Linked DNA regions of Homo sapiens: region 1 is linked to region 2. Evidence: read pairs that join two places in POLR2A ChIA-PET (ENCODE). Cell type or tissue: MCF 10A. All regions are shown on one strand. Links, peaks and the distances in the headings refer to the core of each region. The heading gives the core; the rest is flanking DNA. Region 1 overlaps LOC101929727 (a long non-coding RNA gene). Region 2 overlaps LOC101929727 (a long non-coding RNA gene).

The links. ChIA-PET counts read pairs that join two places held together with the same protein. Peaks named below come from ENCODE experiments on the same cell type or tissue, not always from the same donor. Only the 100,000 strongest peaks of a DNase experiment are listed, where the experiment ranks them.
Region 1: POLR2A ChIA-PET joins it to region 2 with 17 read pairs; 2 of 35 experiments call an interaction of 5 or more read pairs at or near these places.

Annotation. Positions count from the first base shown.
Region 1 is chr10:88,150,050-88,155,438 of GRCh38, forward strand. The region is part of intron 1 of LOC101929727 (a long non-coding RNA gene); the gene reads left to right. Among named protein-coding and RNA genes, the nearest start is that of PTEN, 290 kb to the left of the region's middle. RefSeq lists an enhancer at 2,595-2,734. In MCF 10A, for the core only: no CTCF peak of the experiment used is centred there; DNase peaks (open chromatin) are centred at 522 and 2,902.
Region 2 is chr10:88,207,782-88,213,170 of GRCh38, forward strand. The region is part of intron 1 of LOC101929727 (a long non-coding RNA gene); the gene reads left to right. It also overlaps a transcript of RNLS not described here. Among named protein-coding and RNA genes, the nearest start is that of PTEN, 350 kb to the left of the region's middle. In MCF 10A, for the core only: no CTCF peak of the experiment used is centred there; a DNase peak (open chromatin) is centred at 2,270.

The DNA of each region.
Region 1 (5,389 bases), core at 56-5,055, 58 kb before region 2:
CTATGAATCACCTAAAATCTGTGAGCTATCTATACCTCTTGATTAAAATAGCCAGAGGTTTCTGTTTCTTGCAAATAAAACCCATGCCTGATTCAGTAGTCATGCAGTTCAGTCAATAGGAAGTCTCATCCACCTCCAGAGACTCTGGCCTCCAAGTGTGCACTGATCAGGGCATTGGATCAGTCTTCTCCACTGTCCTGGGCACCATAATAAGAAAATCCAAGTTCTCTATTCCCCAGAGTGCTCCTGGCATCCCTGGTGTACTGGCTTCTGAGAGCCAATAGTTAAATTTTTAGGAATTTTATGAGTCCATTGATATTTCTGGTACAGCAGTTCCCTCATCTCCATGATTTCACTTTCCTTGGTTTCAGTTACCTGGGGTTCAAAAATACAAAATGAAAAATTCTAGAAATAAACAATTCATAAGTTTAAAATTGCCTGCTGTTCCACGTAGCATGATGAAATCTGTGCCAGCCTTCTCCACCCAGACTTTGATGTGAGTCATCCCTTTGTCCAGTGTATCTGCATTGTAGATGCTCCTTGTCCATTAGTCACTTAGTGGCCTTTGCGGTTATCAAATCAAAAAGACACAGTAGAATCATGGGCCACATAACGAAGTTTCAGTCAACAATGGAACACATATAGGACAGTGGTCCCATAAGGTTATAATACTGTATTTTTACTGTATCTTTTCTATGTTTAGATACACAAACACTGTATCTTTTCTATGTTTAGATACACAAACACTTACCATTGTGTTACAGTTGCCTGCAGTATTCAGTACAGTAAAATACTATACAGATTTGTAGCCTAGGAACAATATTCTGTACCATAGAGCCCAGGTGTGTAGTAGGCTCTGCCATCTAGGTTTGTGTAAGTACACTCTATGATGTTTGCACAATGACAAAATCACCAAAAATTTATTTCTCGGAACTTATCCCTGTCCAGAAGCAACATATGACCGTATACATAGGGTTTGGTACTATCTGCAGATTCAGACATCCACTAGAGGTCTTGGATTGTATCCCCTTTGGATAAGGGGGGACTAATGAAGCTTAAAATCAGCTATGGTTGGAGTATTCACATCCTAGAAATGGGCAAATTCTACACATCAGGCCTCCCACACCTCCCAGTCCATTGTTAATTTACCAGCACATTACTGTCCTGATATCTTATAATTTTGAGCTTTTTGCTACAGACTTTTAATGAAATGTTCTGCTAAGCCTCATTCAATATTGATAACATTTGCTAAGATTTTTACTATGAATTAATCTCAAATAAAAAAATATAATTTGTAAGAACCTTGCTAGTGTTATTTGCTAATCCCTTCAACTGTTGAGACCCCTTCAACTGTTCTCCTATCTGATCCAGAAGAAATGTCACTTTCTCTGGGCCTTAACTGACCCCTCCATCCAGAATCAATTACTCCATCTTCTGAGCCATCCCCAGTACTAGGTGCATCAATGCACTTGCCTCATTATTGTTCTTAGAAAAACATTTACAGAATGCTTATACACATTAGGCTCTATTCTAGTGCTTTAGATATAGTAAGCAATTACTGAAACCTCATAACCATCCAATGAGGTAGGTACATTTGTATGTTGCTGAATTGGGCCATAGTTCCTCAGTTTCTATTTAGAAAATAAGGTCTCAGTTTCAGCTGATTTTAGTGCTAAAGTTTTAGAGCTGGGGCTGTGATTTAGGGAGGAGTGGGGACAACAAAGAACAGAGAGGGAAAGCCATTTGATAACAAAGAGATCCTCACTTCAAGGATAACCAGTTCCTCTCTACTACAGGAGATATCTTCTGGAACATTAAGGTGTGAAGAGGGGAGACTAAGATAAGACTTAAAAAGAGTAGGCTGCACTCATTAGGAATACTGTATTTGCTGGGCTGTATCAGCAGCAGAGGCTTCTGAAGAAATGGGCTCTCTCAGTTCGGGCCTTTGAACCCTACTCATCATCCATAATCCTACTCAAATGTCACTGTCTCTGGGAAGCCTTCTCTTTCTCCCTAGGCCTCACCTACTTAGCAGATTATCAAGGGCATTGTAGAATCCATCAAAGCATCTGAGGCTATTGTTGATACAGCCAGAACTCAGTCATCACTTGCTGAACACTTGAGTTTAGGCCAAGAATGAGAGAGATCTTGGAGAATCTTCCTGGGGTGGTTCTTCAAAGAAACTGCAATCTTTGCCTGCATAATCACCTCACTTCTCCACCTGGTTATGGCCATGGGAACATGACCACCATGTGCTACTAGAAAAACTTGCATCCATCTCCTATCACATCTTTTTTTCCGCAGAAGATTACTGAGATTGTGAAGTATGAAATCATGCTTCACCCACCACCACTCCAGTGATGGATGTGCCAGCGTATGTGTGTGTGTGTGTGTGTGTGTACTGCTGAACTGTCCTAGTGAAGTCCCATCTCACCAGACACCTCTCTGTGTATCATGTGACAGTTTCTTCGTTTAGAATACGGGGCCAGAGCAATGTTTGCCATCCAGGAAGCTGTGGAGAAGAGCCACAACGTGCCAAACCCAAGTGAGCATGCTAAGGAACAAGCAGTGATAACGTTATCCCAGGAGCAAAGTTCTGGTCAATTTAGTCTATAATTAGGTCAAGTTCTCTCCCACTTCCACCTCTGGTGTGTCTCTAGGAAATAATTTGCCTACCATGGTTATGTTGGGGCAGTCTCTGTTCTTCTGGACAGCCTTGGGGTGTAGCCTATGAAATAGGCCAGGATGAGCAGTCTGTATGAGCTCTTGGCTCATTGTTTAGGCTCAGTAATAGCAACCACATGGCACTGCAGAGGCCTTGCCATGCCTGGAGGGCTTGGGCCCTGCTCTTATCCAACAAGATCTGACTACAGCCAGACTGAAAGTGACATGGCCTGCTTAGTAACCTTCAATATCCTCTTACGGGATTCTCTGACTCAGAACTCACAGACAGGATGTGATCTCAGCTCCTCACATACCTTCCAGGCACATGGGCATGGTTGCATGTTTCCTCCAGTTTTAATTGGGGTGAGAAAAAATACTAAACATGTGTGTGTAGGAGACCAAGAGGAATTTCTTAGGGAGGATCTTGAAGATCCTTGGGGAGCTCCAGAGGACAGAGCTTTTGCTTCCTGACTTTTTGCTCTATTGTCTAGATCCCAGTAATTTATCCAGAGGTAACTATGGGCTTCTGGCTGGTCTCCCTGCCTTGAGTCTCTTAACCCCTCATTATCTGCCCAGAAATGTTAGAGACACCACCCTCAAGCACTGTTTCTTTCTGTCAAACCAAGTCTTCCCTCCCACATCCATTCTGGTCAGCAAAGTTATCTATTAACTTACCTGTATTCCATCTTCCCTACCTCTTACCATTCCTTCCTTTTGCTTCTCTATGGCCCGTTGGTCAGTCCCCTTGTAGTTCACCTCCTATAGCTCACCAGTTCTTCCAACTCAAAGTGGAATTTAATCCTTACTGGGAAGGCTTGCTTGTTCCACAGAGACCTTCCTAAAAATACTACCATCAGCACCAGCATCACTACCATCATCGATTTAGCACATCCTTCATGCCGGGCATTGTGTGAAGGACCTTACATGAATTATTCCATTTAATCCTCGTAGTAATCTTATAAAATAGTTACTATTATTATTTCCACTTTATGAAGGAGAAAACAGAGGATCAAAGAGATTAAGCCAGTGGTCAAAGACCTCAAGCGTATTAATTTCTAGCTCAAAGGTTTGAGTTTAGAATTGTGTGACATCAAAATGGACTCTTAACTGTGATGATATAAAGTTTCCCTATCCAAACCCATGTGCTTATTTTCTTTCCTTGAATTCCTTCAGTGTATATGTTTAGGATGCCATCTTTGGGCATTTGAATTGTTGGAGACTGGGAGGAATTTTTTAAGATTAGATGGTCTAACACTTTTTTTTAGTAGTTGATAAAACTAGCCTAGGCAACATACCAAGACCCTGTCTCTACAAAAAATAGAAAAATTAGCCAGGCATGGTGACACACACCTGTCCTTCCAGCTACTTGGGAGGCTGAGGCAGGAAGATTGCTTGAGCCTGGGAGGTTGAGACTGCAGTGAGCCATAATCGCGACATTGCACTCCAGCATGGGCAACAGAGCGAGATGCTGTCTCAAACAAACAAAAACAAACAACAAAAAAGACAAAGAAGAAACTGAAAATTAGAAGGACAAAGAGACGTATCTAGGATCCTGAAGTGGATTAATGGATTCTTGACTCAGGCACAATGCAGTGCTTGTTGTAGTATAGGATATATCATCCCTTTTGGGACTTGAAAATTTACTCTTCACATATTTTTAAATTCTATATCTTGCCCTCTCAATTACAGTATTAGTTATTTAAGGATAGAGAGTATGTTTTCTACTTAAAAATGTTTCCAATATTATGTAAAAAGTAGAAACTAAGTGTTAAAGGCAAGCAAGCAAGCTAGTTGGCAGAGAGGGAGTGCAAATGTTTACATGGTGGAGATGCTGGTAGTCCCTGGCACATAGTAATCTTTCAGTAAGTACTTTTCAAGTGAACGAATGGATGAATGAAATGGTGTTAGGAAGACTAGAGTTGAATTTGAACTGGGGGGCGGGTATTTCCAAGAATACAGATGAAGTTTTGCAACAAAGGAAGTAGATCCAGCTTTGGATGCTGCTGACAAACTAGTCTTTAAAGAAAATTACAGCACGTGTGTATAAAGAGGTGAGTCACTGGAGAAGAGTTATTGAACCTGACAGACATTGTGAAGAGAACAGCAATGGTCTCTGACTGTTCAGCAAGAACGCTGAACATCTGCTCAGCATCATCAAGACCGTCTTCTGCCTACTAACTGGTGGGATGTGCCTCTGTGCCAAACGATGGCCTCTCATGTTGGGCATCATTCATCTAAGGGCTCTGAAAGCTGTGATTATTGCAGTGGGTGAAGAGACAGGTGTTTCAGGCATGCTAGTGTAAAATATTATCTAGATCAGTGCTTTTCAAGCTTTAATGAGCATATGAATCATTTGGGCATCTTGTTAAAAGGCTGCTTCTACTGTAATAGGTCTTGGGTGGAGCCTAAGATTTTCTATTTCTCACACACTACAAGGTGTGATGAGAATGATGCTGATGCTGCTGTTCTGAGCAACCATACTTTGAGTAATAAGGTTCTAGCTGATCTATGGAAAAGTACTAGGGAATGTGACAATTAGAAGTAGTTCTATGTTGTCCTTTCAGCTTTGTCCTCTGATCAGGAATCTCCACTCTGTGGGCCAACTCTCCAACAACAGGCTGGCAATCCAATTGGTTGGTTATGCTGCTTCTATAGGGACTGATTGGATTTGGGGGTCATGAAGTTATTAAGGGAAAAAAATCAAGGAAGCATTAAAACTCATACT
Region 2 (5,389 bases), core at 320-5,319:
ACCAGGGCCTCTGGACAAGTCCATTCAGACTGCCTAGATTTTGGCACAGGGAGTCCAGAAATTCCTGTGCTGATCTAGACAACAATTCTACCCTTCCAGCCTCCCAGGGCCACATTAGGACTTCCCTGCTTTTGAGATTGATGTCTTCTGTTTATGGCTCAGCCGCCTCATCACATATGGAGGCTCACCCTAGAAGAGGGTCATCGTCTCTTCTCAGGCCGACACAGCCCCTTCCTTTGAAGTTCAGAGATTAGTATAGTCCACAAGCTAGCAGCACATCAAGCGACTGAAATGTCCCTCAAACTCTGGTGTGCTTTCTGTCTCTCTATAGGCGAATTGTACCACCCTTCCTCATGGCACCACTCTCTATTTAGCCAGGTTCTAATTTCTGCTGGGTTTCTCCTTCCATCTTCAGGTACTCACATCTTATGGAACCTGCCTTTAAGTCCTTCTGTCCTTATTTTTCTTTTTTAAGAGATGGTTTTATAAGGTTGGCTACAGGGAAATTTCCCATCATTTTGAAAATTAAAGCTCTGTTGTAATCTCAGTCTTCTTTAAGTAACTGTCTCCATACCCCAGAACTTAGTATAATAAAAAAGAATAATTTTATAAAAAGAACATATGGAAGATTAAATGAAAATAGTCAATAAAATTATTAAAAAGAAAAGCAGTGATATTTTACTAAAGAGTAATCCCCTAGAGCCACTGTAGTTACAATAATGTAGTATTGGCATAAAATACCAATGGACTAGAATAGAGAGCCAATAAATATATCCCAATGGCTATGGGAAGTTAACGTATGGCAAAGGTAATATTTCAATTTCAGGGAAAAAAAATTGCCATCTCCAATGGAAAGGTTTCACCTGAGACTGGGGACCATCCTTGACTTTCTGCTTGGATGAAAAGAAGTATAAATGCTGCTTATCTACAGAAATTTCTGATATTTCTGCAAATAAAAACCATATAACTACACAAATCTTGGAGAGTGAAAGTGAAAAAGGGGTAACTCAGCTTGAATCTGTCATGGCCAGATCAAATTTAGAGGAATGCTTCACTTTCATTGTTATTATTATTTTTTGAGAGAATAGCTCTTTGAGATGAGTGTCATTTGGCAAGCATAGGCATGCATGAATACATCCTCCCTCCCGTGTTTGTGGTGGGACAAAAGAGTGGTTTAAGTAAAGTTTTAAAAACCTAAAGAACATATACACAGAATCAGATATGATGGCTTTAAATTAATCGGATAGCTTTTCCCAGTGGTAGCTGGGAGCTTTTCCAATAAAGCTACCACTATCTGAAACATATCCGAAACTCTTCTTTTTTGCTAGCTTTTATAAAACCTGCATTGGATTATTTTGACTATCTTCAAGAGTGAAAAAAATATATTTGCTCTGGAGTTTGATTTTGGGGACTGTTCTGGGTTGAATAGGGCCCTCCAAATTCATGGCCATCCAGAACCTGTGAATGTGATCTTATTTGGAAATAGGGACATTGCAGATGTAGTTATTATAGTTAAGATGCCGTCATACTGGATTAGGGTGGGCCCTAAATCCATTATGACTGGTGTCTCATATAAAGAAGAGAAGACGCACAGAGACGAGACATCCAGGGACAACACCATGTGATGACGATGGCAGAGATTGGAGTGATGCATCTACAAGCCAGGGAATGTCAAGCATTGCTGGCAACCAGCAGGGCTAGGAAGAGGCAAGGAAGGATTCTCTTCAAGAGCCTTTAGAGAGAGAGCATGGCCTTCTAATACCTTGATTTCAAATTACTAACTTCCAGAATTGTGAGAGACTACAATTTTTGTTGTTGAAACCACCCAATGTGTGATACTTTGTAATGACAGTCCTAAGAAACATACACAGAAAATAAGTTGGATGACTGAAGAGTATTCATGCCAGGCAATTCTGCTGTTGGTTAAAAAAATCTATGATTAACCCAACAAGACTGATTTTATCTTTTAGATCTGAAACTAAACTTAAATGTCACCACTAATAATGGCTAACTTTGGTGGCAAGCCCACTCTGACTAGCAATTTTTATGCATTATCTCATTGATCCTCAAAAAGCTGTAGAGTGGCATCTTATCTCCATTTTACAAGAGAAAGAACCTCAGGAGCTGATAAATTAGGAAACTTGCCTATGGTCATGCAGCTGGTAATGGTCAGAATTCAAATTTATGGTTGTTTCACTACACCACACTGCCACTCAATGTCTGAAGATGGCTTCCAAAAATGTTTGTGCAATAGACATTTCTCTGAACTAATTGTACCGTGCCCTGAGGCGACGGATTTGCAGAACAGCTCTCTTGAATAGTAAGTGCTAGTATTTTTGTTTAAAAAATTCCCTGTCATTACTTTATAGCCTCACCTTGTCTATATTATATGGGATTCTTTGCTTGCCTAACTTATATTATCACTCCCCTGGGAGGGACTGAGACTTCTTTTCCATTTCATACAGAGTTTAAGAAGCTGTCAACACTTAGTAAATAATCAGTATTTAAGCCAGCACAGTGATCCCTACAAATTATGACCCTCAGGCTCTGAAGATGAAGAAAATGTTGAGTTGTGCAATTTTCCACTCTTCAAATAATCTTAATAGTGTGGATCATGTTAGTCCTAGTTTAATATTATAATCCAAACAACATTTGACTCTGAATGCAGAGCGAGGCTTGGGAATCACCCAGACCAGTGTATTCAGAGACGACTCATGGCAGCTGGCTGGGCTGTTTTGACCTTTCCAGTATTTGCAAACTGGCTGGGCATTTTGTCCCTCCTCTGCCTACATGACATTTACCACGCACATAATCACAGAACAATTGTAACATTTTAATGTTTTTCTTTTTCTTCTTCTTTTTGAATCTTAAGGACTAGCTCTGCCTTGTGGGTTAGGTAGATTGGGGACTTGCATGTTTGTTGCTACTCGAATTCCAGTGGAGTTGAGCTTGAGAGTGTCTATTTCCTATTCAACTGTGAATCTTCATTGTTCTGCGTCCTAAATCAAAGAAAAGTGGCTCACCTCATGTGGAAAGGGTTATTTTCAAACTCCTTGTGGGACTGTGTTCCCCCTTTTTAAGTGTGAGTGTGTCTGGGTGAGGCGAGTCCCAGTGTACATTCCATGGCACTGAAGGAGGTTGGCCTATGTGTGGTTTTGAGGATCAATGCTGGGTTGAGTCAAATCTTAAAAGTCCCCAAATAGTAGTATATTTTCTAAGAAGCATTTCAAGACTGTACTGCTGATTTCATGCCTCCTTCTTCATAACCCTTTCTTTTTGTGAAAGGAAATCTTTGACTTCCTTCTTTCTCCAAATTTGCCTCCCCATAAAATCAATTACATCTATTCTTTGCTTTAAATATCGATTTCATCGTCCCATGTTTTGTCACACTTTGTATTAAAAATCATTTAATAATGAGATGCTTTCAAGGAAACATTAAGAATTCTTGGCCTGTCATTCAAGGCCCACTACAATCCTCAATTCTCTCCCAATGCATGCATGCATCCATCCATCCATTCAACAAAACTTTACTGAATATCTAACAAGTGCCAGACATTACATTTTGTGCTTAGAGTACAGTGTGATGGAGACAGGCCTGGCCTCTGTCCTCAAGAAGTTTACAGCATGTTGGTGAAATGGAACACTAGACATGATCATGCAGAGTGCAGCAAGTGCTATGAGCAAAAAGCACAGGGTGTGCTGTAATAGAACTTGGGAGGGACACTGAAGACAAGGGACAATTTGAGGATGAAGTGCTATTTAGGCTGAAATCTAGTTTGTGAATAGGAGTCAGCCAGGTGAAAGACAGGGGAAAAGACGGGATAACATGTGTGAAGCCCAGGGGTGAGACAGCATAACATGCTGGGGAATTGAAAGAAGTTCAAAATAGCTGAAAGGTAGAGTGGGGTAGAGATGGAGCTGAGAAGGTGGGGAGTAGAGGAAGAAAACAGGGGCCAGATCCTACTGGACTTGAAAGCCTGGTGAGTTAGGACTTTCTTCAAGGTCAATGAAGGACTGCTGTAGGATTTTAAGCAGGAGAGGAAACTGATAAGATTTGCCTTTTTAAAACATCACTCTTGCTACCTTGAGGACAGTGGATCAGAAGAGACTGGAAATCCAGTTGCAAGCTGCAATTCAGATAAGAGATGATGGTATGAACAAGGAGCATGTCAGGGAGGACAAGATATGTGGACAGATTCAAGATCTTTAAATGTCAGTCTATCCCCAAAGATGTCACATAATAATTGCATTCCCATCATACATTTCCCTGCCAGGCAAACCTTGTTCCTGGCCATGGATTCAAATTCTACCCACATTGATGTCATCTTTTATGATGCCTTCTCTGACCCTCAGTCCTCAGAATCTATATAAATGGTTGCAAGACATTTTTTGTTTCCCTTACTTCACCAAGAGAACTGACTTGTAATATCAGTTCTTGTTTCCATAGCATCTTTCTCTTCTCAAGTGGGTAGCAAGCAAGATGAAGAGAAACCATGTTGATACATCATTTTTTCCCCTCCTCTTGGTACTTCCTACTTCATCTTGTGCAAGGTGTGTATGTAATACATATTTGTCCTGTGTGTATGTAATACATATTTGTCCTGTTGACCAACTGTGATCTTGCTCTCCTTCTAAAAGTTCTTCAGATGGTTCTCTTCCAGGTCTTATTTTAAATGGTACAACCAATAATCAATCTAGTAATTCACTCATTCATTTATCCATTTGCTCATACTTTTAATCATTCACTTAGCATATATTAAGTGTCTGTTATGCCGTAGGCACTATTCTAGGGCTGATTCTCTGCTTTTTTACTGAGCTGCTTATTTCATTTTGGATACTATGTTTTCCAACATAGAGACAGACTTCCTCTCCTGTTTATCATGTAAAATGAGGATTGAATGTACTAGAAATGTTTTTCTGCCATAAGCACACCTTAGCACCTGGTACCCAGATGAGCTATCTTATGGCATGGGTAAGGACTAAGTTGTGGAATGACTGTCGGTTTCCCAGGTGGAGTGTTGGCTGTCTGTAGTTGGCACATGTCTTGCCCAAGGGACCCAAACTTTGGAATTTGGATGTGCACTAGGCTGAATTAATCCTGCTCTGTTTTTTAAACAGTTCCTGATATTTGTCCAATAGAAGCAGAACAAAATAGTACCAGTTACTTCAAATGTGTGATTCAGAAGAATGTGAGTCCTAATGCAGAGCTCTTAATGTAAAGAAAAAATTTTGGCTTTTGCCACTGTCATTTCACAGCTCTCAGCCCACCATCGCCCTGCATTCTACCCTGCCAGGAATGGGCACTGGACTAGTTGCGGTTTGGGAGAGAAGCTTCTGAGATCCAAGATTCTTCTGCGCTGGCTTTAAAGTGATTTTTATGCTAACATTG